Regions from separate parts of the Homo sapiens genome. Here regions 1, 2, 3, 5, 6 and 7 are each linked to region 4. A link is a loop called in an ENCODE intact Hi-C map of the cell type or tissue named here. Cell type or tissue: IMR-90. All regions are shown on one strand. Links, peaks and the distances in the headings refer to the core of each region. The heading gives the core; the rest is flanking DNA.

Evidence for each region. Peaks named below come from ENCODE experiments on the same cell type or tissue, not always from the same donor. Only the 100,000 strongest peaks of a DNase experiment are listed, where the experiment ranks them.
Region 1: a loop joins it to region 4, with 6 times the contacts of the local background. A loop is called at or near these places in 8 of 110 quality-filtered maps.
Region 2: a loop joins it to region 4, with 4 times the contacts of the local background. A loop is called at or near these places in 60 of 110 quality-filtered maps.
Region 3: it touches region 4 in a loop (6-fold over the local background); 27 of 110 quality-filtered maps call a loop at or near these places.
Region 5: a loop joins it to region 4, with 8 times the contacts of the local background. A loop is called at or near these places in 12 of 110 quality-filtered maps.
Region 6: a loop joins it to region 4, with 8 times the contacts of the local background. A loop is called at or near these places in 64 of 110 quality-filtered maps.
Region 7: a loop joins it to region 4, with 6 times the contacts of the local background. A loop is called at or near these places in 23 of 110 quality-filtered maps.

The regions. Positions count from the first base shown.
Region 1 is chr1:243,322,899-243,327,306 of GRCh38, reverse strand. The region is part of intron 9 of SDCCAG8 (SHH signaling and ciliogenesis regulator SDCCAG8); the gene reads right to left. Among named protein-coding and RNA genes, the nearest start is that of MIR4677, 21 kb to the left of the region's middle. In IMR-90, for the core only: a CTCF peak has its summit at 1,802 (motif pointing right); a DNase peak (open chromatin) is centred at 1,796; H3K27ac peaks cover 210 bases.
Region 2 is chr1:241,609,290-241,613,697 of GRCh38, reverse strand. The region is part of intron 1 of OPN3 (opsin 3); the gene reads left to right. Among named protein-coding and RNA genes, the nearest start is that of CHML, 29 kb to the left of the region's middle. In IMR-90, for the core only: a CTCF peak has its summit at 2,510 (motif pointing left); DNase peaks (open chromatin) are centred at 917, 2,467 and 3,397; H3K27ac peaks cover 669 bases.
Region 3 is chr1:241,996,655-242,001,062 of GRCh38, reverse strand. MAP1LC3C (microtubule associated protein 1 light chain 3 gamma) reads left to right here and starts at 1,965. Exons shown (of 4, transcript NM_001004343.3): 1 at 1,965-2,112; 2 at 2,232-2,287; 3 at 2,443-2,549. The coding sequence starts at 2,055. RefSeq lists an enhancer at 1,455-1,980. In IMR-90, for the core only: CTCF peaks have their summits at 2,314 and 2,516 (motif pointing right); a DNase peak (open chromatin) is centred at 2,392; H3K4me3 peaks cover 233 bases.
Region 4 is chr1:241,529,176-241,533,583 of GRCh38, reverse strand. It overlaps KMO (kynurenine 3-monooxygenase), which reads right to left and starts at 1,206. Exons shown (of 15, transcript NM_003679.5): 1 at 1,086-1,206. The coding sequence starts at 1,139. RefSeq lists an enhancer at 1,474-1,623. In IMR-90, for the core only: a CTCF peak has its summit at 2,088 (motif pointing left); a DNase peak (open chromatin) is centred at 2,073; H3K4me3 peaks cover 866 bases; H3K27ac peaks cover 187 bases; H3K27me3 peaks cover 250 bases.
Region 5 is chr1:241,894,092-241,898,499 of GRCh38, reverse strand. LOC124904604 (a long non-coding RNA gene) reads right to left here and starts at 2,283. Exons shown (of 4, transcript XR_007067056.1): 1 at 1,898-2,283; 2 at 1,468-1,541. RefSeq lists silencers at 3,167-3,367, 4,207-4,407. In IMR-90, for the core only: a CTCF peak has its summit at 1,944 (motif pointing left); no DNase peak of the experiment used is centred there.
Region 6 is chr1:241,625,304-241,629,711 of GRCh38, reverse strand. All of the region lies in intron 1 of OPN3 (opsin 3), which reads left to right. CHML (CHM like Rab escort protein) reads left to right here. Exons shown (of 2, transcript NM_001381853.1): 2 at 1-861. Among named protein-coding and RNA genes, the nearest start is that of CHML, 13 kb to the left of the region's middle. In IMR-90, for the core only: a CTCF peak has its summit at 2,034 (motif pointing right); a DNase peak (open chromatin) is centred at 2,051.
Region 7 is chr1:242,018,374-242,022,781 of GRCh38, reverse strand. No RefSeq gene overlaps it. Among named protein-coding and RNA genes, the nearest start is that of MAP1LC3C, 21 kb to the right of the region's middle. In IMR-90, for the core only: a CTCF peak has its summit at 2,754 (motif pointing left); no DNase peak of the experiment used is centred there.

The DNA.
Region 1 (4,408 bases), core at 206-4,205, 1.8 Mb before region 4:
TATAAATTATAATTTTAATTTCTATAAAATTATAAATTATAATTTTATAGTAACTGAATGCTATAAACAGGCAATTACCATTAAATGATAGATCTTTATAGGTGACAAAGTTAATTTGGGGCCTGCGGCTGTTATTTCTCTCAGTAGTTCCCAAGTCCTGGCTTCTCTCCCTTTCCCTGAACACGGCCCTTTCCTTGGTGGAAATGGCTGTAGGTCTTGAGAAGTTGGGGAATTATACATTCCCCCCACCCAGCAGACTCATTCCTGAAGGTACCTTTTCTTTTCTGGGAAATTTCTTTAGCTGTGGTCATTCTGTGTTGACATATTAACACTTTTTTTCAAACACAGTTTATTGGACTTGATATTCCCAGTCCTGGTTTTATTAAGCCAAAGGGTAGGCACTACTATCTTAGGCAGTCAAAATATTTTCGAAAACAAAATTTATATCTAGTCAACTAAAATTTTAAAACAGGAAACCTATTGTAGATCATATAAAAGTCCTTCCCAACTGCTAGGGTTAGTTTTCAAGAAATCTTTGTGACAGAATAATTCATAACTAAGGAATTAAGATCTTATGAAAAATATACAGCTCACACCTTTGAACATAAACTTTAAAGCTTACAAACATTTTTATTTTTATGAATAAAGCCCACAAAATTAAAAAGATTAACACATTTCAAACATCTAACTTATGAATAATGCAAACTATTGATTTTAATTTATAAACCCTTGCTAACCAGAAATTTATCAGTCTATCCCTATGTACCATTTTTCAAGATATTTACACTTCTTTTGGGACAGATAATGTGCAAATCAAGAAGCGTTATTTTCTATCCTTGTGACTATAACCAAATAGTCAATGCTTTTCTGATTTTATTTTTAATCCAGGTTTCTAATTCCTGCCTTTCTGACTCCCTGTAATCCAAGAAACAGAATAATTTGGATATTTGAAAAGGGAGAAAAAGTCTTTGTAAATATTTGTTCAACCTACCAGGCTGCTGTTTTAAAAACTAATCTTCAGAATATCACATGTAACCCATAAATATGTACAATTATTATGTATACATAATAATTAACTTTTTTAAAAAGTTCACACCACTTACCCACAAAGATATATGGCAGGATAGGTCTTAGCAAATTGGAAATACATACTTTGTTCAAGTTGTTATGAGTAAAAAAGAAAATTTTTTTTTTCCTTAGAGGGTTATATCATTACAGATATGCTTATGGTAACTTCATGCCACAGCCTGTGCCTTCAGGCCTTTACACATACCTCTCAACAATTTCCCTTCCAACACAAGCAGGCAGGCCTAAGGCCTGGTTAACCTTTTCATCTGCTTCGTGTAGCTTTTTATCAAGGTGTGACTGCACAAGCCTCTACTTTTTCTCTCCATTTAGTCCCAGGTGAATTCTTTTCCTCTTTTAAAATTATCACCAATTGAAATAACTTCCATTTTCAAACAAAAATATTTATTGAGCACCTACTAGGTGCCAGATACTTTGCTAAGTGGTATACATGGATTATTTAACCCTCTCAATACATTTTAATTGGTTCTTATCACTCAATTGAAGAAACTGGTACTTTGAGACATTCAGTAACTTGCCCAAATCAGAGACCTAGAAAGTGGTGAGAGTAGGGAGTTTATCCAAGGTAGTTCCACACAAGAATGTTTGCATGGCATTATATACTTCTCAAGTTATATATTTATTTTCTTATAAAATCCTCAGGCATTTTCACTGCCACAAAGAATGTAAATATATAATTCCTTCTATTTAGCATGTGATACCCAAATGCCACACTAGATGGCAACAAACGTCAAGGAACTAAACCAAGTAACCATTTCATCACTCAGTAATATAAGTAGTTGGGTTTTAAATTAAAATATGTATACCACCTGGCTTTTTAATGCACTTAGAAAGCAAAAATTCTAGTGTGTTTCAACATACCTTCTAGATAAAAAGTACTAGACTTGCAATACATTTTGTCCTTGCATTCATTATTACTAATTTACTGAAAATGCTATAGATTCCTAATGAACAATAGTGTTGCTTGCTCTCAGTTATTAAATTTTTTAAAAAATTAATTACAAATTTCACATTAATAATAATTGACTTCCACTGAACAAACATTTATTGTTAATTAAGACGTAAATGGTCATGTGTGAAATACAATGATAGATGTCACAGACCTGATTTCAAGGTCTTCTGGTGGAGAAAACTGTGTAAACAACTACCAAAATTATACACCACATCAACAGGAATACAGAGGAAAAAGAAGTTAATTCAAACAAGAAGGGGCTGGGGAAAACTTCAGGAAGACTGCCACTTGAGTTGAGCCTCATAGATTGAACAGATACTTCATAGATTATTACAAGGCAGAAAAATACAGCATGTGCAAATCAATGAAAATGGCCAACTGCAGGTCATGTTCTGGAAACAGTGAAGGTGACATGAAAGAGTAGAGTGAAAGAGAAGACTAGCAAAGTTAGAATGGGGCCAGATTTGTCTTTTATTCTACTGCAAGAGGGGAGCTACCTAAACAGGGAGATTTATAACTCAGGAACTATAAATGTTATGAGAGCACTGTGAAAAGTATGCTGGAATTAGATGAAATTTGAGGGAAACCAATTAGAAAGCTATTGTAATTGTCTGCATACTTGGTATAAGAATACGTGAAGTATACCACTGGACACGGTGGCTCACACCTGTAATCCCAGCACTTTGCGGGGCTAAGGAGGGAGAATCAGCTGAGCTCAGGAGTGCAAGGCTGTAGTGAGATATGACCGCACCACTGAGCCTGGGTGACAGAGTGAGGCCCTGTCTCTGAAAAAAAAAAAAAAAAAAAAAGCATGTGAAGATGTGAAGCCTTGAACCAGGGCAGTGGTATAAGAATGAAAAGGTAGGCATAGTTAAATAGAAATTTGACTCTGAAGAGAGAGAGAAAGACCTTGGGAACTGATGGAATGTCAAGAGCAAGCATAGGGAAGAACCGAGATGTTTTAAAGAATGCAAGCCAGGACTGCGGTGAAGATGGTGATGCCTTTGTTTGAAGACGATCATAGAGAAAATGGTAGAAAGAAAAGGAGTGGTAGATGGGAAGGCGGAGCCAATGAACGGTTTGGTTGTGTAGAGTTTCAGACGCCAGCAGTGTATCATCCATAAAAAAAGATCTAGTAGCAGCAAAACACGTAGGGCTGGGGCTCAGGAGAGCAGTTAAAGCTAAAGGCATAATGTGGGTGTATTCACTGGTAATATTTGGCCACGTGAGGAGAAATGAATCCCAGGAAGTCAAGGCAACATGGGAGGAGGGCTGGGAACTAACTCTGAGGAACGTCCACACTTAAGACTTGTGGAAACCAAGAAACAAGTTAAAAGAGACTTAAGAGTAGACAAGAATGGTACAATGTGGACCCATGAGAGTAACATATCAGCTAAATCAAGGGAAAGAGATGGTATGTTATGATAGGCCAGTTAACAGGGTTCCAAATCTATAGAGTTTAAGTCCAATGAGGATTGAGATGAGGTCACTGGGTTTGGTAATCAGGAAGTGACCAGTGATCATGAAGCGAGCACTTCAGTAACATAAAATCAGGCTACAGTTTGTTCAAAGCCTGGCTGCGATGCACTCAGAAGTGAAAGGAAAGCTACCAGGGTGGACAACTGTTGTGAGATGTCTGCCAGTGAAATGAGGAATGGACGGTAATAAACGAAGTGAAAGATGATCACAGGAAAGCTGCTTTTTGTTTACTTAAACAAAGGCTGTGGGCAGGATGAGGGGGAAAAACAGTGGAGAGAAAAGGATAAAGGATGCAAGAAAAATGTGATGACATAGAAGTGGGAGACATCAAAAACGGGGAGAAAGATGTTCATCTTGGGAAATAAGAGGGCCAGAAAAGAAAGGAGAAATAAGGAGAGGAGACATTCGAGGGATGAGAAGATGCTGAGGAGGCTCTTGTCAGTTGGTCCTAATCTTAGTAAAGTGAGAAGTAGGTCATCCGAAGAAAGTGACGTGCCAGCAGTGGAGTTGGAAAAGTGAGGAAAGTGGAGTTCCTGACTAGAGTATATAAGGTCTTCAACTGCAGAGAAAAGAATTGTTCAACAGTACCTACAACCACTGAAGGTGACTAGTATTACTCTTCAGTGGAACTCATTAAGTGGCTTTTTTTTTTTTTTAAGATGGAGTCTCACTCTGCTGCCAGGCTGGAGTGCAGTGGCGTGATCTCAGCTCACTGCAACCTCTGCCTCCCGGGTTCAAGCAATTCTCCTGCCTCAGCCTCCCGAGTAGCTGGGACTACAGGCGCACACCACCATGCCCAGTTAATTTTTGTATTTTTAGTAGAGACGGGGTCTCACCACATTGGCCAGGATGGTCTCAATCTCTTGACCTCGTGATCTGCCTGCCTCAGCC
Region 2 (4,408 bases), core at 123-4,122, 80 kb before region 4:
AGCAAACTGCTTTTATTGGTCAAATGGAAATCACTCATTCTAACAGCTGAGAGATATTATTCAAATGAAGGTAGTCTTTCATTTTCTCTAAAATTCTTCAATTTAAGAATATTGAGTTTAAAAAAATGACTTCTTCTGATATCAAAGTTAGACATGGTTACAGAACATACGTAGCAGACAATGGATTAAATATGCTTTCTATAGAGACTCTACATCACTAATATAAAATTTTTGATAATTCTCAAAGAAGAATTAGAAAACAAGTATAGCACAGCATGGACTTTGGAAGCAGACTGTGTGATTCGAGTCTTGGCTCTTTTATTTTTTAGCTTGTGACCTTGGCAAATGACTAAACCATTATTGCCTCAGTTTCTTCATCTGTAAAATGGGAATCGTAATTATAATTCCTACATGTCTCACAGAGTTGTTATGAAGATTAAGTGAGATAACACAGGCAAACTGCTTAGAACAGTCCCTGACTCATAGTAAGTACTCTCTATAAGTGTTAGTGGGCTGAAATTACTATTGTTAATTAAATAAAAAGGAGGAAGGAAACTTTCTCAACAAATAAGCAATATAAACAAGATTTCAAAGAAGAATTGGTTACTTGCTTAAAAGAACAAACTTTTTCAAGCATATTAAATGTACTGGTTTTCTTTAATATTGTTTCATATGACTAGATATTATAGGAGCAACAGGATGGTATGCCCGCTGCACGGTAACAGCCATGATTGAGTGGGTGCTGAGCGATGAGATGGAGGAGACCCTAAAATTCATCTCCCTGAGGAGATCTGGGTTGGGATTTTTAAGGGGACCATGAGGAGAAAGAGGATGGGAATTGGGGTCATTGATTGGTTGGGTTACGGAGGATGAAATCATCAGGATGTGGAAACTGCATTCTTTGGTGAGTCAGCTTCTCGTGGGATCCTTCAGGCAAGCTGATGTCAGTAGTTTCACTGGTACGTAGGACCTGAAAGAATATCTCAAATGGAAAACTTAACATTATATAATGTTCAAGCTGTTATCCATAGAGCAGTTAAGGGGAACTATAATTTTGTCACAGGGTCTACGTGATTCTGGGACAAGAGGCAAACAGCTATGAGGAAGCAGGTCAGAGAGCAAGCTGACCTCATAATCCATGCTGAATGTACCACAGGCTTGGTTTATTTTACATTCCCCTTGTCCTTTTTTCCTTGATTAATTTTATAAAGCTTCTAGGGATGGTCTCATAAAGACCACTACTTAGTAAAGTAGTATCTTTATTAAGCAATCTTCGTAGAGTTTTGTTTCCATTACTATCTGTGAACAAAAATAGTTAAACTGCATCTTTTTAAATTTCTACAAATTGATATATTTTTGAGTGAGCAAAATTTTCATTAATTTGAGAAAAATGCATCCACTTAGTTTGGAAGATTTTACTGTGTGCTCATTCACCCAGCCAACTCTGAAGACCACAAGACAGGTATTTACAGTTGCCCCATTTTATAGGTAGAGAATTTGAAACACAGTCCATCCAGATATTGTTCAAAATGATCCAGAGAATCTATGATGACATAAGTTATCCCCTAATCATCTTCACTTCCAAATTTACTTCTCTCCCATTTCTTTTCTAAGTCAATGCAACATCAGCTATTAATTATAACAAACCAGTAACCCAAGACTTGCTTTGATTCTTCTTCATTCATTCCCACAGCCAACAAAGATTAACTTCCTTAAATATGGTGGACCTTCCTCGTCTCTCCTTCCCTAGTGCCACTGCATCAGTTTCATTCCTTATCACAGTAACCATATTTCTCCACTAGGTTTCCCTAGAACCAGGCTTGGCTCACAATCCATTTTCCTCATTGCAGCCCAAGGGAACTTCCCATAAGGAAAACCTCCAAAAGCAAAATCAAAAGAAAATAAAATTCTCTAGAATTGTATTGTAATGGAAGTGAACAAAAACAGCTTAATGGCTCCTCAGAGCCCTCGGGACACATTCCAAGCTCCACGCATGGCATTTAAGGGTTTTCTAGGAGAGTCCTTAGTCTTTTCATTCTCTGTTTAGAACTCCGTCCTACCATTTTGAATTATTTGCAGGCACCTAAATGGTGCAAGCTCTGTCAGATCTCCATGTATTTACATAAGCTGTTTTCTCTTCCTGGAATAGGATAAGAGGATTGGCTGTCACTTCACTTCCCCATCATTTTTTTTTTTTTTTTTTTGGCCTTGTTAAAGTGTGCTTAATCTTTAAGACTCACTCAGGTGGTACCTGCTTCCCACAGAAAATACCCTGAGTTGGGTGTTCCTCCTCCCACTATAGGCAGAGTTTCTCCTTCTACCTCCTTCTCTGGATTATGTGCTCCTTGAAGGCATGGGTTTCGTCATAGTAACCTTTTCATACAACAGATAAGGATTGACAGGTCTCGGTCATGGCCTTTTTTGAAGCACGCTCTTCTGTTTAGTGTGAACTTGCTTACCCCAGTCTAGATACTTGAACTATAAATAAGCTATTCAATGTGGCCATCTAGTGGCCAAAGTGAGAAAATAACTGTATTATTGGGTAGTTGTATATTGATAAACACACCTTGTATTAATATTTAAGCTCCAGAGTTGTATTGATATTTAACCTCCAGAGCCCTGTCCACTCCCATGCCTTCCACCCACTTTCTACTACTTAAAGCAATTTAGCTCCAAGATATTCAACTATTCAGTAATAATAATAATACCTTACGCATTACCACTTTACTAAACATGTATATTCTCATTTAATACAGCCACACACCCACACGATGAGACAGCATTTTGGTACTATTATCTCAGTTTTACTGGTGAGCAAATTGAGATTCTGGGATGTTAATTAATTTTCCCATGGTCACAGAGTAATTATGTGAAAAAAAATGAAATTGATCTGAAGTCAGACGACATTCATTAGGTAATATGGAGAAAACTGGAATTGAATACAGGACTTTTGGCCTCAAACATATGTCTCTATTACTGAATTTATCACATTGTTTTATAGTAGTTTACTTCTCTGTTTATAATTCATCTTTTTTTCTTATTGTCTAGCACAGTGCCTGACACACAGTATGTGTATGACATGTGTTTGTTGATAAATATTGCAAATGAGTGTATAATCATTAAGTTATACCGGAAAGAACTATTTGACTCAAACTGATGCACAGAGTAGACATTTAAATATATATTTTCACTTCTGTGCTTTTATACATACTGTATCCTTGGCCTTGAAATATCCTCACTCTTGTCAACTTGATAAAATTCTCCTGTTCATCAATTCAAATGTTGCTTTCCCTTAAAACCTTCCCCAGTGTTTCCCCAGGCAGAGATAAGTACTTCCTCCATTGCATTCTCCAGCTCCCCGACACAGCTTTGTTTAACTCTTATCACATTCCTGTAATTGTTTGTTTACACATCTGTCTTCTCCAGACTGTGAGATCTTTGGCAGCAATTCAGGCAGAAGGAACAGCAGTATCAAAGCTGCCAGCTCTGAGTGAACATGCCGGGCAGTTTGCAGCCTGGGCATGGTGTGTATCCCGTTGCAGCAAGCTTAGGCAAAGCCTAATGATATGCCAACGAGATTTGATTTTACAGACCGCTGTCTTCAAAACCGCTGGGGGGTACATAAGCCCTTTCCAATGGTTCCAATTTTGAAATGTTTATATTACACAATTCTTTAAACTTAAGACAAAAAATGTAGATGTCACAGTTTAAATATGGTTGTATACATAGTTTTTCAAAATTCTATTAGGGAAAACAGTAAGAAAAAGATGGACTATCCCTGCTGTGGACCATGGACAGCCATGGAAGGCAGATCAGCTTTGCGCCATCCCCTGTAGTGACTGACCTTCCCACCTCTTGGTCCTGGCTCCACACCCCAGAGTCCAAGGCACTCTTGCAATAATTCAAGGAGGCTTCAGCTAGAAATGCCCATTTCATTCCTTTCTGTTCCTTAACACCTATTCCATCTTTTATGACCCAACTTAAGCTTTATCTCTGAATGAAGCCAGTAGTCCACTGGGATTTTACTTTTTCTGGTTTGTTTTTGCACCATAACTTTGACATATGATCACATATCATCTTACATTGTTCTGTAATGTTGTGTGTGATATAAAAATACAGTATTGCAGTCTTCTTGAGGGTAGGACCACATGTCTCTGGTTTCTCCAAAAGACCTACTCAGCACAGTGATAGGCACATACCTGATCCATCTGCAGCTTTGCAGCGAAGGCACAGACATCACTTTACCACTGGTAGAATTTGTGGAGAGGTAGAAGTCACCCTTTAGTGGCGGCAGGTGGTATTAAGACAAAATCACAGGATTTGGAGTAAGTCTTGGGTTCTCAAAACTGTCTCCACCACCTGTTGGTGGAGACATCAATTCCTTAACCCTTGGAGCCACAGACCTTCT
Region 3 (4,408 bases), core at 175-4,174, 470 kb before region 4:
CTCAAGTGATCCGCCCACCTTGGTCTCCCAAAGTGCTGGGATTACAGGCATGAGCCACCATGCCCGGCAATAAGTGTCTTTTTTTAGTTCATCAGTTGACTGACGGCTAGCAGTCCCTGGGTAGCTTTGGATGGGGGCTGGTCGCCAGAAAGACAAAGGTGAGATTAGAGGGTTGGAATTTTTAGCCCCACCTCCAGCCTCTGGGGAGGGTAGAGGGGTTGAAAGTTAAATTGATTACCAGTGGCCAATGGTTTAATCAATCTTGCTTACATAATGAAGCCTCCGTAAAAACCCAAAAGGCCTAGGTTCTGCTAGCTGAACACGTGGAGGTTCCTGGAGGGTGGTATGCCCTTCCCCCATACCTCGCTATGCATCTCTTCATCTGTACCCTTTGTGATATCCTCTGTAATAAGCCGGTAAAAGTGTTTCCCTGAGTTCTGTGAGTCATTCTAGCCAATTAATGAAACCCAAGGCGGGGGCTGTGGGAAGCCTGACTTATGTCCCATAGATCAGAAGCACAGGGAAAACAAGCTAGGGGCTGGGCGCAGTGGCTCACGCATGAGATCCCAGCTCTTTGGGAGGCCAAGGCAGGAGGATCACAAGGTCAGGAGTTTCAGACCAGCCTAGCCAACATGGCGAAACCCCCTCTCTACTAAAAACACACAAATTAGCCAGGCATGGTGTCATGTGCCTGTAATCCCAGCTACTCGGGAGAAATCGCTTGAACTCAGGAGGCAGAGATTGCAGTGAGCTGAGATCGTGCCACTACATTCCAGCCTGGGCAACAGAGCAAGACTCTGTTTCAAACAAGCAAAAAAACAACAAACACAACTTGGGGCTTGCAATCGGCATTGAAAGTGGGGGACAGTCTTGTGGGACAGAGCCCTCAGCCCGATCTGATGCTGTCTCCAGGTAGACAGTGTCAGAGTTGGATTGGAGGACACCTAGCTGGTGTCCACTGTAGAAGTGATTGCTCGGTGTATGGGGAACCCCCACCCACCCACACACACACACACACATCTAGTGTCAAAAGTGATCTGTGTTGTGAGAATATAGGAGAAATGGAGTTTGGTTTCCCCTATGTATGACCAGAGACCCAGTTTCTTAACTCTAAAAGCAAGATCTTGGGGACAATTGTCCTTCCTTCCTTCTTTTATCCCAGAGAAAACTAAGTGACAGAATATACTGGAGTGTAGTACTTGGACTTCCTTGTAACAACTCTGGGTTTTTTTTGTTTTGTTTTGTTTTGTTTTGAGATGAAGTTTCGCTCTTGTTGCCGAGGCTGGAGTGCAATGGTGTGACCTGAGCTCACTACAACCTCCGCATCCTGGGTTCAAGCGATTCTCTTGCCTCAGCCTCCTGAGTAGGTGGGATTACAGGTGCCAGCCACCACGTCCGGCTAATTTTTGTATTTTTAGTAGAGATGGGGTTTCAGCATGTTGGCCAGGTGATCCACCCGCCTCGGCCTCCCACGTGCTGGGATTACAGGCGTGGGCCACTGCACCCAGTGTACAGCTCTAGGTTTTAATCCATACCGCTTCTCTTACTTGCTGTGTGCCCTCGAGCAAATCACTTCACCTTTCTTAGTATAGGTTTCCTTCTGTGATAAAGGGCATGGACCATTGTGAGAACTACACAGCACACTTCAGGCTGAGGTGGATCCAGCTTGGACCCCCCCTTGCTACTGAAGGGCAAAAACATCCCAGCACAAGGCAGTTTTACCTCTCCACAGTCCGCTGCCCAGCCAATGATTTTATTACAAACCCTAATTTCTTTTGCAAAGAAACATCTTGAACTGGTCATGAACAAAGTGGCTTTCTCTGACCAGCAAGCAGGTGGCGATTCCATTTCCATCAGAACTGACCTCCTGCTGCCCAGGGAGGGGGAGTGGGGAGAGGGGAGGGAGAGGAGAGGCCTGATGTCACTCAGCCCTACATAAGGGCCTCCTTCAGGCTCCTGCAGGCAGTTTGGAAGCAGCTGGAGGAATGAGTTAGGTTCCCGGTTGCGGGACAGTTTTTTTTTCTTTTTTAAAACAGACACAGCTACTGAGTGCAATGCCGCCTCCACAGAAAATCCCAAGCGTCAGACCCTTCAAGCAGAGGAAAAGCTTGGGTAAATTTCTTGGGGTAGCTTTCTGGGTTATCTAAAGAGAGGAGCGGATCTGGCCTTCTCTTGATCTTTGCTTCTTTTCTTGATCTTTGCTTCTTCTCTTGTGCTTGAAATATTCACAGCAATCAGACAAGAGGAAGTTGCTGGAATCCGGGCAAAGTTCCCCAACAAAATCCCGGTAAGACACCACTGGACTTCCGCTGGGGGGCGTGGGGGTGGGGTTCCGATCCTGTTCTCTGAAAAACCAAGAGCAGCCAACAGCTTCCCTCTGTCTGTTCCAAGTTCCTAACACTCACGCTGAGTCACATTCTTAAGGACTGACACTCTTGACAGGTGGTAGTGGAGCGCTACCCCAGGGAGACGTTCCTGCCCCCGCTGGACAAAACCAAGTTCCTGGTCCCGCAGGAGCTGACCATGACCCAGTTCCTCAGCATCATCCGGTAGGTGGCGCAGAGCGTGCCCCGGAGGAAGGTGCGCTGGGTGCGCCGGGGCTGTTGGGCTTTCTTCGTTTGGCAGTTTTATTTTGGGGATGGGGGCACGTCAGGGGAAGAGAGGAAAGAGATTTTTTTGAAGTCACCTTTTAGATTCACTAGTACCCTGAAAAGATGCTCTTAGAATTACTCTATTTTAAACCCCGGGCGGAGTGGCTCATGCCTGTAATCCCAGCACTCTGGGAGGCTGAGGCAGGTGGATCGCAGAGGTCAGGAGTTTGAGACCAGCCTGGCCAACGTGGTGAAACCCTGTCTCTACTAAAAATACAAAAATTAGCTAGGCGTGGTGGCGGGTGCCTGTAATCCTAGCTACTTGGGAGGCTGAGGCAGGAGAATCGCTTGAACCTGGGAGGCGGAGGTTACAGTGAGCCGAGACTGTTCCACTGCACTCCTGGGCAACAAGAGTGAAACTCTGTCTCAAAAAAAAAAAAAAAAAAAAAAGAATTACTCTATTTTAAACAGGTAAGGAGAATCCCTCAGACAACGACAACAACAAAAAAGACCTGCCAACATTTCTAAGAATTTCCTAAAGTAGTTAGTCTTGGCTCTCAAGCTAGGCCGGGAGATCCTTTCTTTCAGATCTTGTGTGAAACCGAGTCTGCGCGTCCGTTGCAGAGACCAGCACCTTTTCCAAGTGTATGTGTGCCTAGGGGTGGGGACTTCTCCCCAAAGGAAACGTTCCCTGCTCAGAACACTGAGAGAGAAAAGCATCCCCCAAACACACTCCTCCCTTGGTTAAGCCAGAGGTACAGCAAAGAACAGGCAGCTATTCTTAAAGCATAAAGGACATCACTTGACACATGGATTCAGTAAAAAATGATTTGGGAGTAAAGTAAATATACCCGATGAGTAAGTTTTCAACAGGGTTGAAAAGTGCTTGGAAGCTGCATCGCTGTTGCAGCCTGTTTTTTTGAGAACACACGATGAATGAGTGTCTTTTTATTTTGCTTTATTTAGCTCTGTCGCCTAGGCTGGAGTGCAGTGGTGTGAACCTAGTTCACTGCAGCCTTGGCCTTCTGGGCTCAGGCGATCCTCCCATCTCAGCCTCCTGAGTAGCTGGGACTACAGGAAAGCACCACCGTGCCCGGCTAATTTTAAAAATGTTCTGTAGAGATGGGGGTCTCACGATGTTGCCCAGGCCTCTTTTTATTTTGTTTTACTGAGTTAAGAGCATTCTGATTTCCTCTCTCTAGGCAAACTTACATGTTAAAGTTAGTTCAGTGTGAATGGAAGATGGCCAAGGGAGAATGAAAGTTAGGATTAGGGCCAGGCGCAGTGGCTCACACTGTAATCCCAGCACTTTGGGAAGCCAAGGCAGGGCAGATTACCTGAGGTCAGGAGTTCAAGAGCAGCCTGGCCAACATGGCAAAACCCCGTCTCTACTAAAAATACAAAAATTACCCAGGTGTGGTGTTGCGTGCCTGTCATCCCAGCTACTTGGGAGGTTGAGGCAGGGGAATCAAAAAAAAAAAGTGAAATATCAGCGAGACTGTGCATCACCTTTGTACTTCTAGGGAAATAGCTTTAATTTCTTTTCTTTTTTTTTTTTTTTTGAGACGCAGTCTTGCTCTGTCACCAGGCTGGAGTACAGTGGCGCAATTTCGGCTCACTGCAACCTCCGCCTCCTGGTTCTCCTGCCTCAGCCTCCCGAGTAGCTGGGACTACAGGTTCACGCCACCACACCCAGCTAATTTTTGTATTTTTAGTACAGACCAGGTTTCACCATGTTGGCCAGGATGGCCTCGATTTCTTGACCTCGTGAGCTGCCTGCCTCAGCTTCCCAAAGTGCTGGGATTAGAGGTGTGAGC
Region 4 (4,408 bases), core at 260-4,259:
ACAAGCCTAGTATGAAGCAGTGACGACACATGTCCCAACCAGTGACCAACACATCATGTGATAGCATTTCTAAATGAAAATTTAGAATCAGAAATATTAAAAGAACTGTTCTAGCACTTTGGGGAAAAGACACTAAGGAAGGCAGAACAAAAGACAGCATATACTGTATAAATACATGTGTGGCATAAAATATACCATCTATATTCAGCCTAGAACAGTGTTACGCCCTCAATAAATTTTTTGTTGAGTGGATATATGAATAATTAATGAAAAGTCTCCAAATGATTTGACCAAAGGTGATAGGGAAATGATTTAACCTTGACTAACTGGGATGTTTGTATTCTGAAACAGAAATTCTGCTGAGATGGGAAAAAGCAAAGTTGAATCGGAGCAGACCCATGTTAAACAGAACTACCTTTGGCACCATAACTATGAAAGCAGAGAGTGACCTCTCCTTCCGTCTTGTTAGGTATGGGGGAAGCCCCAGCACCTTTACGTCACGTGCTCAGTGAGAGGTGAACACCTCACTCCACTGTCTTAGGTGCTCCACTGGAAGAGTCAAGTAAGTCAGGCGACCACATAAATCTTATTCCCAATTACTCATATAACTAGTGAACATTCAACATGATACTTTGACGTTAGCTTCATGTTTCTTGACCCTTTTATTCTCATTAGACAGCATTAACTGAGTTATTAAACAAAGCGGAACAAATGTTTTTATTAAAATGAATATTGAGACTAATTCCTGTTCCTAAAAACATAGCCAATTTGGGGATAAAATCAAATTCAATTTGCATTATTTTTGCTTTTTAACAAATCCTAAACCAAAATGATGAGGGAAAACAGAAACCTTTGTATTTAATGGCTATAAAATACCTTTCCTGAAAAAGAACAGATTAAAACTCATACTATATTAAATCTATGAAAATAAAAATATTAAAAAAATAAACAAAATAGCTGTATTTAAATATCAGAGTTTTCACAAGAAAATTAACAATTTGCAGAAGTGACGAATAATAATCATTACGAGTAATAATAGTTAATATAATACCACCAACAATAGTAATCCATCTGAAAATTCTTACCAAGCCACCACCAATGACAGCTACTTTTTTCCTTTGAATGACAGATGAGTCCATAACTGCTGAAGTATTTTTCACAATTATTGTTGCTTCTGTCACTGAGTGACACTGATTTCTGTGTCTCCTACACACTGATTTCTCTGAGTTTTTATACTGCCCCAAGCCTAGTGCATTCATGAGCCAGCGGCAATGTTTAGTCAGGGCTAATTTCCCTTGACAGTATTAACCCATTAGTTGGCCAAAGTACAATCAGCTCAGCTCTAAGAAAAAATAAATCCATTACAATAACCAAATTTTTTAAAAAATCCATCCAATTGGAGACACTCTATTTTTTCTATCTTCTGTGTAAGACACAGAAATTTTTAAGCAGTCTTGTGGCTTTTCTTCTTCTTTTTCTACAGCATATATTCTTAGTTTCGTTTTCATTCATGATTAACCATGAATGGAGCCCTTCTCATCTGAAGTCCAAAAACATCTTATACCTCCCTTAGAGAGTAAGATGACATGGTTTCATAATTCATCTGTGGATCATTTTTGTGGTTAAGACCAATCAAAAATTTCATCTAAAGGGTCCTCATGGATTGTTTTTAACAGGCTCTACCAGGGAAAATTCTCTGCAAGGTCTTAATATTCTCCCGATCAACATTTTGAATTGTGTAACTGACCATACTTCCCCTTTTTTTTTTCAGCCCAGATGCTAGAAAATTTAGAATCTAATTTTAGAATCGAAAATTTAGAGTCTAATTACCACTAGGGGAGATGACTGACACAACGCTTCTGTAAACTCATTCCCGACTTCATATTATCTATTCACTTTTTTGTCTTTTTCACTCCGTTTTAAATGTTATACTTTTGTGCATGATTTGCGAATGGCAATTGTTTTCTGGAACATGATGTGGTGTAATGTAAAATAAGAACATAAATGAAGTTGTTTCTTCACTTCCTGTTAAGCACATAAAGAATTCAGAACGTTTTTTTCCCTGGTTAGGAACTAGAGTTAAATGGCATTCAATAGTGACCCCTTGTGGATAAGCATGATTAGGTATTTTATTTATTTTGAATAGGTAATACATTAACATGGCATGAAATTAAAGACACAAAAGAGTACACGGTGAATAGTAATCCTGCTAACCTTGACCCTTGGCCACCTATTCCTCCTGCCCAAAGACAACAACTGTTTTGGTGTGTGGGTTACCGTATTCTTCTACACGTTGATTATGTCTTTCTTGTTCTTCCTCTCTCTCCTTTTCTCTCTCTCTTTCTCTCACTCTCTCATTCCCTTCCTTCCTTTCTTTTTAAACATACATTTAAAAACTTTTTCCACATCATATTTCTCACTTTACAACATATAGCTTGAGAATTCTTCAATATCAATATGTAGAGAATATGTATCAATTCCTCAGTATCAATATGTATCATTGTTAAAAAATCTTTTAAAAATTATGAACTATAACACAAATGAACAGTATAATAAGTTACTGTAAAGCAAGTATCCATGTAACTACCATTTAGGTGCAGAGAGAGAATATTGCCAGAATCCCAGAAGTCTAACGTGCCCCCTGTTAATCACCCCTCCTTCGTAGAGGTAACTGCCATACCAACTTTCTTTGCTTTTATGTATAATTGTACCATGATAGATGCATCCCTAAAATAGTTTAGTGTTGACTTTTTTGAACTTTCCTATAAATGAACTTATACTGTTTATTTTTTTACAACTTGCTTCTTTTTCTCAATATTATATCTCTTAAGATCCATTTGTGTTGTTGCATGTTTTTCCAGTTCATTCATTTTTATCGTCATTTATTATTTGTCCATTGTGCTGTTGATGGACATTTGGGGTGTTTCCAAATTTTTAATATCATGAATAATGGTGTTGCCATAAACACTCTTGTGTATACAATGTCATGTACATATGTATGAGTATCTCTAGGTTTCATATGCTGTTTATGCTTTTTTGTTTGTTTTTTGTTTTTTGGGTTTTTTTGAGATGGAGTCTCACTCTGTCACCCAGGCTGGAGTGCAATGGTGCAATCTCGGCTCACTGCAACCTCTGCCTCCCAGGTTCAACTGATTCTCCTGCCTCAGCCTCCCGAGTAGCTGGGATTACAGGTGCCTGCTACCACGCCTAGCTAATTTTTGTATTTTTTCAGTAGAGATGGGGTTTCACCATGTTGACTAGGCTGGTCTTGAACTCGGCCTCAAGTGGTCCACCCGCCTCAGCCTCCCAAAGTGCTGGAATTACAGATGTGAGTGACTGCGCCCAGCCATGTTTATGCATATTTTTAACCTTTCTGAATAAACGAAAGTTACATTCCAAAGTAGTGCATTAGCTTTTACTTAACACAATGTGTAAAATTTGTCTTCTGCTGTATCCTCACCAATGTATGTATTGCCAAGAATTTTTAATTTTTGCCAGTCTGGTAGATGTGCTTTATATTTCAGTGTTCTTTTAATTTGCAGTCCTTTGATTATCAGTGAAGTTGAGCACATTTTTACCTGTTCATTCACAACTTCTTTTTCTTCTTCTGTATAGGTAGTGTTAATTTTTGGGGGGGGAGGGTGGGAATTTTTTTTTCCTTTTTTGAGTCCCATTGCATATGAACTTTAGTACTTAGATATGTCACAAATAACATTTCATTCACTCTGTGGCTTGCCTTTTTGCTTTCCTAGTGGTGTCTTTTGATGAAAGAATATTCTTCATTTAATACATTCTTTTCCCTTGTGGTTAGAGTTTTTCATGTCATGTTTTATCACTTTTTTTGTATAATCTTGAGGTCATGAGGATATTCTTCCATGTTGACTTCTAAAATAGTTATAATTTACCTTTCATTTTTAGGTCTATGATCAACATGGAGTTAGTTTTTTTGTTTTTGGAATGCTGTGATATAGATGTCAAAATTTTATTTGTTTTCCAAATGAATACCCAATATTCCCTGTACCAATAAATGAAAAGACTTTCCTTTTCCCGCATTGCCTTTGGTGTAGGTCCAGTGTTCATATATGTGTGGGTCTCGTTCCAGGTTTCTATTCTATTTCATTCCATATAGTCTATACTGCCCATACTATACCTACTAATGCCAGTTCCAAAGCCAAATTACAATAGCTTTAATACAATCCTTAATATCTTCATCAATTCACCCACCTTGTCCTTCATTAATAATGTATTGACTATTCTTGGTGCTTTGTATTTCCATCTGTTTTAGAATCAGCCTGTTAATTCCATTTTAAAAATCCCTAAAATAAAAATATGGTTGGGATTTTTGACTGGGATTGCTTCGAAGTTATACATCTATCTGGAAAGAATAACTATTTTGACTACTGCGTCT
Region 5 (4,408 bases), core at 117-4,116, 370 kb before region 4:
AATGGAGCTCCAAGCCCATTTTTCTAAGATCCAGAGCAATTTCTTGCTTTCTGCACCTCTTGCATTTATTGTAATGTACTCCCAAGAAACCTGGCCATTAGCTCTGTATCTGCTTAAGAAACCTCCACTTTCAGAATCTTCAAGGCTGGAAGGAGAATGCAGCACCAGTCAGGTACCGTGACCTGAAGGTTGGCACCTTCGGAATTTTCCCAGCCGGATCCCAGCCATGTCTCTTCAGGAAACATAGGATTTGGAACCTGACAGCTTGAATGGGACATTCAACGTTTGGATTCTGAAGAATTCCAAACGTTCTTCAGGAATATTCGCTATAGATAAAAGTTTTATTCTGAATAATAAGAATGTGGAAGGCTGACCATATTTTACATTAATATTGTCCAATATGTTTATGTTGAACTTTTCTTCTACACATGAAATCTGAATTGCTCTGACTCATTACCTGCGAACATTTCCTTTCCACTGTGGGGCACACAGAAGTAACCAGGAGGCTGGGCGCCGTGGCTCACGCCTGTAATCCCAGCACTTTGGGAGGCTGAGCAGGCAGATCACCTGAGGTTGGGAGTTCGAGACCAGCCTGACCAACATGGAGAAACCCCATCCCTACTAAAAATACAAAATTAGCCAGGCGTGATGGCGGGTGCCTGTAATCCTAGCTACTTGGGAAGCTGAGGCAGGAGAATCGTTTGAACCCGGGAGGTGGAGGTTGCAGTGAGCCGAGATCACGCCATTGCACTCCAGCAGCCTGGGCAACAAGAGTGAGACTCTGTCTCAAAAAAAAAAAAAAAAAAAAAGTAACCAGGACACAGCACCTAACATTCCTGGGTGCAACACTGGATCGTTCTTTTCTCGTTTCAGTTATCTGCATTCGCTGAGCCATTTGCTACTTGTGTCTAATTTGATCTAAGTCAAAAGCATACCTGATAAAATGCCCTAGCAGGAAATTGTATCCCAGAATGATTTACATCATGGAATGGAGTAACCTAATGCTTCCAAGGAAGACTGCCAGGCATTTCCCCCTCTTTCAGTCCCCTTTCTATGAATTGACTTTATATATTTTTTTCTGGCTAGTAAAATTATTAAAACATTCCTCCTTTGGCTTAATAAATTAGCTTTAAAATCTTAATTGCCGCTGGGCACAGTGGGTCATGCTTGTAATCCCAGCACTTTGGGAGGCCAAGGTGGGTGGATGACTTGAGGTCAGGAGCTCCAGACCAGCCTGGTCGACATAGCAAAACCCCGTCTCTACTAAAAATACAAAAAATTAGCCGGGCATGGTGGCATGCGTCTGTACTCCTAGCTACTCAGGAGGCTGAGGCAGGAGAATCTCTTGAACCTGGGAGGCGGAGGTTGCAGTGAGCTGAAATCACGCCGCTGCTTTCCAGTCTGGGTGGAGTCTCAAAAAATAATAATAAAATTAAAAACTAATTAATTAATTAAAATATTAATTACCATGAAGTCTTGTGAGGCTCTTCACTTTTTTGAAAGTACAGTACTGAAATATTCAATGCAGCATTCTTTGAATACTGAAAAAAGATAAATAATCTAAATGTCATTAAGAAACAAGTAAATTATGACACATGCATTTTAAAGAGTTAAGAGAAGTATATTAATATCCACAAATTTCTTATACATACATAGATATTAATGATGTTCAAATTATATGCAGATTGAAAAAATTAGTTGCAGAAGTTGTGTTTTCAAAGTCTCAGAAAACAACCTGATAACAGGGGAGGAAACTAGGATTAGCATACTAATCAAAAGTGACTTGAAATTGATCTGTAATGTTGGACTTTTTATGTGGGAATATATTTGTGTGCTACTTGTATAATTAAGATAAATAAAAATAAAACATTGTATAAAAAAGTGGTTTTACAATAACCTCAAAGGTGCCTGGAAGGTCTCTGAGGCCATTCAGGTGTGGAGGAGCTGCCCTCTTGTGGAGTTTTGGAGTAGTTTTTACTCCCGAATCAAAGAATTTACTGTGTGTTTTCATTCAGAAAACACTGGAGTGCCAATTTCAGACTTAGAGATCAATCTCTCATGATTGTCCTGTAAGAAAAAAGACAGTAAAGGTTTCGTGGCTTTCCAAAGGTCACTTAGAGTTTCAGGCAAGTCATAATTACAGACCAAGTCTTCTGATTCCTAGCTGGTTCTTTCAACTATTCTGCCTCCCCTAAAGCATGAGCCAGTTAACTGTTAAATAAAACCCACTGTGGCCGGGCGTGGTGGCTCATCCCTGTAATCCCAGCACTTTGGGAGACTGAGGCGAGTGGATCACGAGGTCAGGAGATCGAGACCATCCTGGTCAACATGGTGAAACGCCATCTCTACTAAAATACAAAATTTAGCCAGGCATGATGGCACTCTCCTGTAGTCCCAGCTACTCGGGAGGCTGAGACAGGGGACTCACTTGAACCCGGGAGGTGGAGATTGCAGTGAGCTGAGATCATGCCACTGCACTCCAGTCTGGCAACAGAGCAAGACTCCGTCTCAAATAAATAAATAAATAAAACACACTGAAATGTGTTTAGAAAGACTTCAGGTGCTATACAACATACAGTACCTGGTATGAGAAGTCACTGAATAATAAGAATGTGGAAGGGTGACCAGATCACCAAGGTCTTTCTGGGTTTTTGAGAAACAAGGATGGACAATGCTTTTATTTTGTACTGGATTGTAAAATTTAATTTTAAAAATCTTGTTTTTTTTTTTTTTTTTTTTTTTTTGAGACAGAGTTTCACTCTTGTAGCCCAGGCTGGAGTGCAGTGGTGTGATCTTGGCTCACTGTAAACTCTGCCTGTCTCTTGGGTTCAAGCGATTCTCCTATCTCAGCCTCCCAAGTAGCTGGGATTACAGGTGCGTGCCACCACGTCTGGCTAATTTTGTATTTTTAGTAGAGATGGAGTTTCACCATGTTGGCCAGGCTGGTCTTGAACTCCTGACCTCAGGTGATCCGCCTGCCTCAGCCTCCCAAAGTGCTGAGATTACAGGCAGGAGTCACCATGCTCGGCCTTAAAAGATCTTGTTATTGGGGTAAAATATACATAATTTTTATCATCTTAACAATTGTAAGGGGATGATTAAGTGGCATTAAGTACCTTCATATTGTGCAACCATCACCACCATCCATCTTCAGAATTTTCCATTGTAAAACTGAACTGACATATTTAATAGAAGCATTACCCTCAAAGCTGCATCTAGCCATTAAGCAACATCTGAATGTAATAAGTTGAGTATTGGGGCAGAATAGGGAAGTGACCAGGACTTGTCTCTAGCCACAGATGACTCACTTACCTGTTTCAAATATGTGATTATGCTACGGCCCAGTTAATTCTTCTGGTCATGTTATATATAGCTGTATCCCTAGACTTCTCTAGCCTGAGATGATCAAGGAATGAATAAAGGGTGATGATGGGTCCTCTATGACCCGTTAAAAAACAAAGATTTGGGACTTTATTTCTGCCTAGGATGGAGGAAGCTGGAAAAAAGATTCATTCTCACATTAGTAACAAGAAAAACTGGATAATCTACAAAATCATAACTTTCCTTTAAATCATTAGAGGGCTGGGCTGGGTGCGGTGGCCTGTAATCCCAACACTTTGGGAGTCTGAGGCGGGCAGATCACTTGAGGTCAGGAGTTCGAGACCAGCCTGGCCAACATGGTGAAACTAAAAATACAAAAATTAGCCAGGCGTGGTGGCAGGTGCCTGTAATCCCAGCTACTTGGGAGGCTGAGGCAGAAGAATAGTTTGAGCCTGGGAGTCAGAGGTTGCAGTGAGCCAAGATCATGCCACTGCACTCCAGCTCGGGTGACAGAGTGAGACTTCGTCTCAAAAAAATAAAAAATAAAAAATAAAATAAAATCATTAGAGGGCTAAGATTGCAGGGCAAAAGTAGCCTGAACTCTAAGGATAGATGGGATGGCCCAAGGACAGCCACAATGCTAGCACTGGCTTATCTGGGACACAGCATGGAAGGATGATGGGGCCTCTGTATAACAGAGTAAGAATTCAACTAAAGTTTTTTCTTTGCTAGTTTTTGTTTGGTGTTTTTGTTTTGTTTTGTTTTGTTTTTGACAGGTCTCATTCTGTCACCGGGGCTGGAGTTGAGTGATGTAATCATGGCTTACTGCAGCCTTGACCACCTGGGCTCAAGCGATCCTCCCACCTGAGCCTCCCGAGTCTGAATTTTGCTAGTTGTACACTCATGCTTCATTCAGTTCAACATGTTCCACTGTCCTCTGAATCTCCTGCAATGTAGCAGGCAGCTGAACCCAGAGGCATAATCAGACTCATTTCTAATCTCTGTGGCAAAACTATAGGTGATGTTGAGCCCTTTCATTAGCAGGCATAAAATGTCTGGTTGTCTTTCTTTTTTTTTGAGACAAGGT
Region 6 (4,408 bases), core at 90-4,089, 96 kb before region 4:
GTTAAGTATAAAAAGAAAAATACTACAAGTCTCACACCAATAGTGGTATAAAGGAACTTCATGGCAATTGGCAAGGTAGATCAACTAAGAGAAAAAGTTTTAAATGTGTAGTAAATAGGAAAAAGACAAAACAAGATGGAATTTAAAAGAAGCTATTTGCATTACACATGGATGCACTCAGTTTTTGTAAAACTATATGCATATCCATAAGGGTTTGTACTCTTAGGCAAATTTATAAAGCGATCGTGTATAAATGATATAAAAAATCAATTTGAATGGTATTCAAATTTCCTAATATTAAAAATGCAACTTTGACTTAGTTCATGCTATTGTATTAGCAAAACTGTTTTAATTGCATGTGTCCTTATAGCAGCAGCATTGTGTATTAGTAGCCTTTTAAGAGAACTGTGTAGAAGACTATAAAAAGGGCTTTATAACTGATCTTTTGACATACTCACTTTGAGTGGCATATGCCCAGGAAAATATTTAAAAGAAAGAAAAGCTATTTGTACAAAGTTTTCTAGCAGTTCCACTCAGATAACTTTAAGGGGGAAAAAAGCCCAACGATTGGAAATGGTTAAGTAAATTTTGGTGTATTGCTAGTGCTATCACAGAATGTTATATAGCCATTCAATAATATTGATATATGTCAAATTGTATGCAAAAAAGTGAGATTCAAAAATGTTAATAAGAACATAAATTGTGTTTACTGATACATGTGAAAATTTAGGTCTACATTGAAAAGAATCAGAAGATAACATGTAATTCAGTTTAACATTAGGGGTTCTTTATTTTTCTTCTGTTAAATATTGATGTATGCAATAAAAAATAAAAGATTAATTGGTAAAGTGGTTTACTGAACTGGTGAGAAAATTACTGATTTCTTAGAAGTTTCTAAAATTCTATTTTAAATTAAAATATACATTTCTAGGTGTTAAAGTCAAAAAAGATCATCTTCAGATATGTGTGGCAGAAAGTTTTACAAATCTTGGTGGGGAGGAATTCTTGGTCAAGATGGACTTCATAATTTATTTTTTCTTAGTTGATCACCATTAAGGAATAGTAATAGAAATATTAGTAATACATTCTAGGACATCAGCATGAAGACGTCATATACTAATTAAAGTATGCCCCTAAATGCAAACATGTCACTTGGGAATCTTAAAAACCGTGGAGATGAAAGTTGGATTCATAGATGTGACCGAACCTGGTTTGCAGAGAGACCTGTGCGAAGGCCAGATCTTGGGGGACTGAGGATGCGACAGACCCTTTCTTCCAGTCAGCGTGAGAGATCCAAATCAAGGTGATTTAATTTAATAAGCATCCATTGAACACCTACTGTGGGTTATGAATTGGCATTATTCTGGGAAATTAGAGATACAAAAATAAGTGCTCTGTACCTGACAAACATTCTGTTGGAATGTTTTCCTTAAGGTAAGGTACCTTTTACCTTAATGAGCATTTAAAACATTTTTTACCCGTCTCACTCCCCACTGTAACTAGCACTTCCTGTTTCCTGGCAAAAGAAAAAACAAAACAGAAGTCTCTGCCTTGTGCACGGCATCCCTTTTAAAAGGTGCCAAAACTCACTACACAGTTGAAAACAGGTGGCTTAAAGGTTAAAAGCCGAATCGTTTAACACTCTCCGAAGTCTATTTCGGATGACATTCAGTGAGTTAAGTTTTTCACATTAATCAGAAACTTTTTCTTTTGCCTGGGGAAGGAGCCAAGAGGAGCTCTAGGGGATTGGGTCTAGAAGCCCAGGACATCAAGGGCTTAGGGAGAGGAAGTATAAAGAAATTCGATCATAAAGTTTCAATACCAAGAAATTCTGATTAAGATTAATTTTATTTGCCTTCATCTTGATGGATCAAGTGAAAGTCATGCTCCTGTTGCGTAAAGGTGGCTGCTTCCTCTGAAAATTTTCAGATTTTTATTTTAGTATTTTTACCTTCATTATAAAGAGGTATTTGTAGTGTAGTTCATTTCCTTTTAACCAGCAACCAAATGTATTCACATTTCAACAGCAGGGGGCACAGTACTTCCAGCTTTCTGTAAGGCACGAACAGTACAAAAGCTGAGTGATTCACCTGAAAGAATTTGGCTATAACAAAAATATATGACAACAGTTCTGCTCCAGCACTTGTAGGAATACTTTTCTCTTGACAACTACATTTTCTTATGTGATCCTCAGGACAACTGTGTAAGGTAAGAAAGGGCAGGTATTTATACCAGTTTCTTTGTAGATAAAACCTGGAGGAGTTAAGTGACTTGCCTGGACTCTCCTACTTTGTATTGAGACCCATTAATGAGAAATGAAATGCTACTGTTTCGCTTTGCTTGCATCTCAAGAGTGATTTATTACATGTAAGAATATGTAACACATAAAGCACTATTTAAAAAGTGGTGGCTTCTGGAACTTTAGATTGGCTTTTCAACAAATAGCGAAATAATCCTATAAATTACAGTTTTTATAATTATAATAAAATGGGCCAACTCCGATTGAAAGAGAAGGGAGTTAAGTTCACTCCTGAAATCAGAAAAACGATCTCTTTATTCTGATATGTCGAGCTTAAAATCTTTATATATAATACCTTCATTGGTCCCTGCTGATGTCCTATGATTCTTGGCATTTGCTTGTTGCTAAATATATATTTAATTCTAATACACTCTGGACAACTATTTAATATTAAGGCATACACATCAGAGGAATGACTGGATTCAGAGGTGCAGGGTTGACAAAGTGTAGCAGGAAGATGAATACCTGATTATAATTCAGTCAGAATGAGATACATATTTAGGCATTTTATAGTTTAATCCTTGAGGATACTAGTACAGTGTGTTTTATGCCATTTCTTTTTATTATACATCATATAATTAAAGCCCTTGAGTTCTCTATTGCTGCTCATTTGAGACTCTTACTTGTTCCGTATTCATCTCTGACATAAAAGTAAATATTACCCAGTATGGGGAAACTTTATTTTTTATCATTACTATAAGTTAATTTTACTATATTTGTAAGTTAAGTTTACAGTTAAAGCTTGTGTAACCATTGCAGTATTTTACCAGCTTTAAAGGAAAAATTTGGGGGAATGTATGGCTGAGGAGGTGCTTGGAGTCTTGTTTTTAGGCAATTAATAATACAGTTAATTTCCTAAAATGATTTAAGTGAAGTATTATGGAGAAATGAGCTGTACATTGTTCTGTTCTCATTTTATAAATACATAACATTGGTAATGACCCCTGCTGTTGAAACATAAGTACCAACCAGATAGAAAAGTAAAAAGCAAAAGATGAGAATTGCACTGGAAATAGTTTGTCAGGAGATTGTAATCTCCTTTCAAACAAAGACTATGTGTATGGTACCTCTGCATTCCCTGGAATTGCTTACATTTCACAGGTACCCCCCCGCAACGATTTGCTAATTGAAAGACCAGCTAGCAGTTTCCAGTGGCTCTTTTCTTCCATGTCATCCTCTTGCCTTCACACTGTTCTAGGTTCCAACCTGAGGAACAGAGGACCACTAGGACCCATCTCTGGTAAAATATATCGCAATCATAGTCCTGGCTTCTTGTATTATTAGTACAGATCATTAGTTTTAGGGTAAGCCTATATGAGTCAATAAAGCTACTTAAAAATAGTACACATTTAGATATAAGAGGTTCCATCTAAATAATTTTGCTAATTTTCTCCCATTAAGGCAGTGATTTTTAAACCAGAGTGTTTGGCCTTTTATTGGCAAAGTCTGGAGACATTCTGGTTTTCACATCTGGGAATCAGATGCTACTGTCATTCAGTGGGTAGAGGGCTGGGGTGTTGTTCAACATTCTGCAATGCAGGTCAGCTCCCTCATAACAAAGAATTATCCAGCCCCAAATATCGATAAGCGCCAAGTTGAGAAAAACTGCACTAGAGCAAGTGTTGAATATTCATAAGGAGTCTGCTTTCTTCCTCAGGTTTTCTGACCCCTATCAGTGCTTCTTCAACAGGGTCATTGTTGATAGGAACTGCTGTCTTTGCTGCTCCCATATAGATCCCCCAGTTCCCCGCTACCTTCCCTCGCCAATCTTCACAGTGGCTTCCTTCTGGTGGTTTATTATAACACAGATTCCAAAACAAAAGTTTTGAATATGAGAGAATATTTTTCATCCTGCCCCAGTTTGGTATAGGTTTGAAATTTGCAATTTTTGGTATTTTTAAAATAATTTTATCCAGAAATACCGTTCCTCTGCAAAGCAATTATATTAATAGAAATGAGAGGTAATCTTTCTATGCATGGCAACTACCTCAAAATCAATGTAAAAACATTTTAGCATACTGTTTTTGGAAGGGGTGCTATTCACTTGACAGACTATTGGCAAATTAATCAAATTACACATATATAACAATAGTATGGCTTCGGAGAAGC
Region 7 (4,408 bases), core at 302-4,301, 490 kb before region 4:
ACAAAAAAACAAAAAGAATGTAAAAACAGACGATATACCAAAAATAAAATGGCAAAAAAAAGAAATCGCTATCACAATCACCATGTATCTCCCACTGGCTAACCCTGTATTTGACATTTATTTGAGCAAAGTGCTGGAGAATGGAGATACAGTGAAGAGCAAGAAATGAAATTAACTGTAACAAGTGGTTATAAGAACTTAAAATCTTTTGTGTTTAACTTAGGTAGCTATGGTAGGCAGAATAATGGCCCCCAAAGATGTTCACATCCTAATCCCCAAAACTTGTCAATATGTTACATTATGTAGCAAGGGGGAGCTGGGGTCCTAGATGGAATTAGGAATGCTAATCTGGCCAGGCCTGGTAGCTCATGCTTGTAATTCCAGAATTTGGAAGGCTGAGGCAGGAGGATCACTGGAGCCCAGAGTTCGAGACCAGCCTGGGCAACATAGTGAGACCCCATCTCTAAAAATTAAAATAGGCTGGGTGCGGTGGCTCATGCCTGTAATCCCAGCACTTTGGGAGGCTGAGGCAGGTGGATCATAAGGTCAGGAGTTCCAGACCAGCCAGGTCAATAAGGTAAAACCCCGTCTCTACTAAAAGTACAAAAATTAGCCAGGCATGGTGGCAGGTGCCTGTAGTCCCAGCTACTTGGGAGGCTGAGGCAGGAGAATCGCTTGAACCTGGGAGGCGGAGGTTGCAGTGGGCCAAGATCACGCCACTGCACTCCAGCCTGGGTGACAGAGTGAGCCTCTGTCTCAATAAATAAAAAAATCAATGAGTGAATAAATAAAACAAAATAGAGGAATGCTAATCTGCTGACCTTAAAATAGGGAAATGATCCTGGATTATCTGGCTGTGCCTAATGTAATCACAAGGATTCTTAAATGACGAAGAATCATGAGAGTCAGCGAAGGGAATGAGGCCACAGAAGCAGAAGTCAGAGGCTGGAGTGATATGATTGCTGGTCTTGAAGATGAAAAGAGGCCACAAGCCAAGGAATGCAGACAGCCTCTGGAAACTGGAGATGACAAGAAAACAGACTTTCCAGCTGGGCGTGGTGGCTCACGCCTGTAATCCCAGCACTTTGGGAGGCCAAGGTGGGCAGATCACGAGGTCAGGAGTTCGAGACCAGCCTGACCAAAATGGTGAAACCCCGTCTCTACTAAAAATACAAAAACTAGCTGTGTGTGGTGGTACGCACCTGTAATCCCAGCTACTTAGGAGGCTGAGGCAGGAGAATCACTTGAACCTAGGACGCAGAGGTTGCAGTGAGCCAAGATCGTGCCACTGCCCTCCAGCCTGGGCGACAGAGTGAGACTCTGTCTCAAAAAAAAAGAAAAGAAAACAGACTTTCCCCTAGAGCCTCCCGAAGGGGCATAGCCCCACTGACACCTTGATTTTAGCCTGGTGGGGCTCATTGAGACTTCTGATCTCCGGAACTGTAAGAGAATGTGTGTTGTCTCAAGCTGCTAATTTGGGGTGATTTGTTACAGCAGCCATAGGACAATAGCACAGTGGGAGGTCGTGGAAATCTGCCATCAGGCAGTGACTCTTGAACTGAAATCTGATGGAATAGGAGGGAAGGGTCTGACACATTTCGCAGGTAAGGTTGGCACAGCTTGGCCGGGCACGGTGGCTCACACCTGTAATCCCAGCACTTTGGGAGGCCAAGGTGGGCAGATCACGAGATCAGGAGATGGAGACCATCCTGGCTAACACGGTGAAACCCCGTCTCTACTAAAAATACAAAAAATTAGCCGGGCACCGCCGTGGCTGGCACCTGTAGTCCCAGCTACTCGGGAGGCTGAGGCAGGAGAATGGCGTGAACCCGGGAGGCAGAGCTTGCAGTGAGCCGGGATTGCGCCACTGCACTCCAGCCTGGGCAACAGCGAGACTCCGTCTCAAAAAAAAAAAAAAAAAAAAAAAAAAGGTTGGCACAGCTGGAGGAGGCATGTCCTAGGAGAGAGGTGGGTGAGCTCTGTAGGTTTCCAAGCAGGCAGGGCCAGGTAGGCCACATTCAGTATATTGGTCCTCCTTTTTTTTTTTTTTCTAGAGACGGAGTCTTGTTGTGTTGCCCAGGCTGGTCTTGAAATCCTGGCCTCAAGTGATCCTCCTGCCTCAGCCTCCCACAGTGCCGTGATTACAGGAATGAGCTAGCACACCTGGACAATGCTTCTAAAAGCAACAGAGGCTGGGCATGGTGACACACACCTGTAATCCCAGCTACTCAGGAGAGTGAGGCAGGAGAGCCCAGGAATTCGAGATCAGTCTGGGCAACATAGCAAGACCTTATCTCAAAAAAAATTATTTTAATTTAAAAACAAAAGCAATGGGAATCCACTGAAGGACTTAATTTCGAGGATGGCATCAGCAAAATTTTGCTTAATAAAATCGTTAATTTCAGATTAATCCCTACCTCACTACACCTAATTTATCTCACACAGTTCTCAGAATGCAAATTAATATTAACCATAGACAATTAAAAAGGCAAACAGACTGGGAAAATGTCACATGATAAATTCCTAAGTCAACTACAAATTATTTGCACGTTATCCCCAGACATTGTCTCCTCCCATAAAAATGAGTAATTAAAAGTTGACACTAACACCAAGAAAAGTCTGGTTGATACTTTGTTTCAAATGGTTGAGATTAATGAATACAGTAACACAAGATTTGCTTTCATATTAAAATCGAGGTGAAATTTGGAACAACATAGGCCAGGAATTTTCTGTTGACCATCAAGTGTGGTGTGACATCTAGTGGCCAAATTACCAACTTTATTTCTTCCTTCCTGGCTTGATTTAAACATACTAGATACAATGTACCTTGAGGCCAATAAACATTGAGAAACCACTATGTGTTAAAAGTTAAATTGACTGTAGGGAGAGTCAAGTGAAAAATGTGTTGCCTCTGATTCTCTTGGAGCTTGCAGACTCAGTAGAAGGTGGAAAGACAAATATTTAGATATTCTTTTTTTTTTTTTTTTTTTTTAAGAGTCTCGCTCTGTCGCCCAGACTGGAGTGCAGTGTCACGATCTCGGCTCACTGCAACCTCCGCCTCCCAGGTTCACACCATTCTCCTGCCTGTACTAGCTGGGACTACAGGCTCCCACCACCATGCCCGACTAATTTTTTGTATTTTTAGTAGAGACGGGGTTTCACCGTGTTAGCCAGGATGATCTGATCTCTTGACCTTGGATCCACCCGCCTCAGCCTCCCAAAGTGCTGGGTTTTACAGGCGTGAGCCACTGCGCCCGGCCTCGTATTTAGATATTCTAATAGTGGGCAGATGATTGCAGTACTTGCTACGACTCTTTTTCCACCTTCTAGCAGGTGTTAGGCAACCAAATGGAAATGAGGGAGCCCTGGGCTGAAGATACAGATTTGAGATCCGTTAGTGAGCAGGTTACTGTTGAGACTTGAGTGTGGAGGATACACAGGAACGCTTAGCACTGTGACTGATACAGAACAGTTTCTCAACAAATATTCGCTACCATGAAAAAGCATCCAATCAAAAGTGTCAAATGCTGTGATTGCAAGAGGAGGACCCATGGGAGAGTTCCAAGTACTACTTGTATGGAAACGCCTGGGCTTGATAAAACAATAGTGTTAAACCGCAGATGCTAGCCAATACACATTGCATTACAGCTGAATTATGTAAACTTTTGGTGTTTCTAATATTCTAAATTGGGTGCCTTTGTGGAAATTGCTCATCTTCTCGGAGGTACCTGCCTAACTGGTTGAAAGACAAGAACACCACCACCTCTCAGAAATGCCGTGCAGATCAACTGAGACAATGTGTCAAGAACATTTGTAAGAGACCGGGCACAGTGGCTCATGCCTGTAATCCCAACAATTTGGGAGGCTGAAGGGGGCAGATCACTTGAAGTCAGGAGTTCAAGACCAGCCTAACCAACAGTGGCGAAACCTCGTCTCCACTGAAAACACAAAACAATTAGCCAGGTGTGGTGGCGCACGCCTGTAATCCCAGCTAATCAGGAGGCTGAGGTGGGAGGATCACTTGAACCCTGGAAGTGGAGGTTGCAGTGAGCCAAGATTATACCACTGCACTCAAAAAAAAAGGAGAAAGATTTTTAAGCCATAAACTACTATACTCACATGAAGTGTCTGTATTAAGTGAGCAGCCATGAGACTTATTGCACATAAAGGAAATGCTTAAATACATCAAATCATAACCCAAAATGAGGCTACACAGGAAAATCATCTCATTCAAATGTATCAACTTATCAAAAATGGCTTTTTAAACTCTTGTCAATTTTGAGTATTTCTTGCTGAATTTTTAATATATTTTGTAAGTTCAGGCCGGGTGCAGTGGCTCATGCCTATAATCCCAGCACTTTGGGAGGCCTAGTCAGGCAGATCACCTGCGGTCAGGAGTTCGAGACCA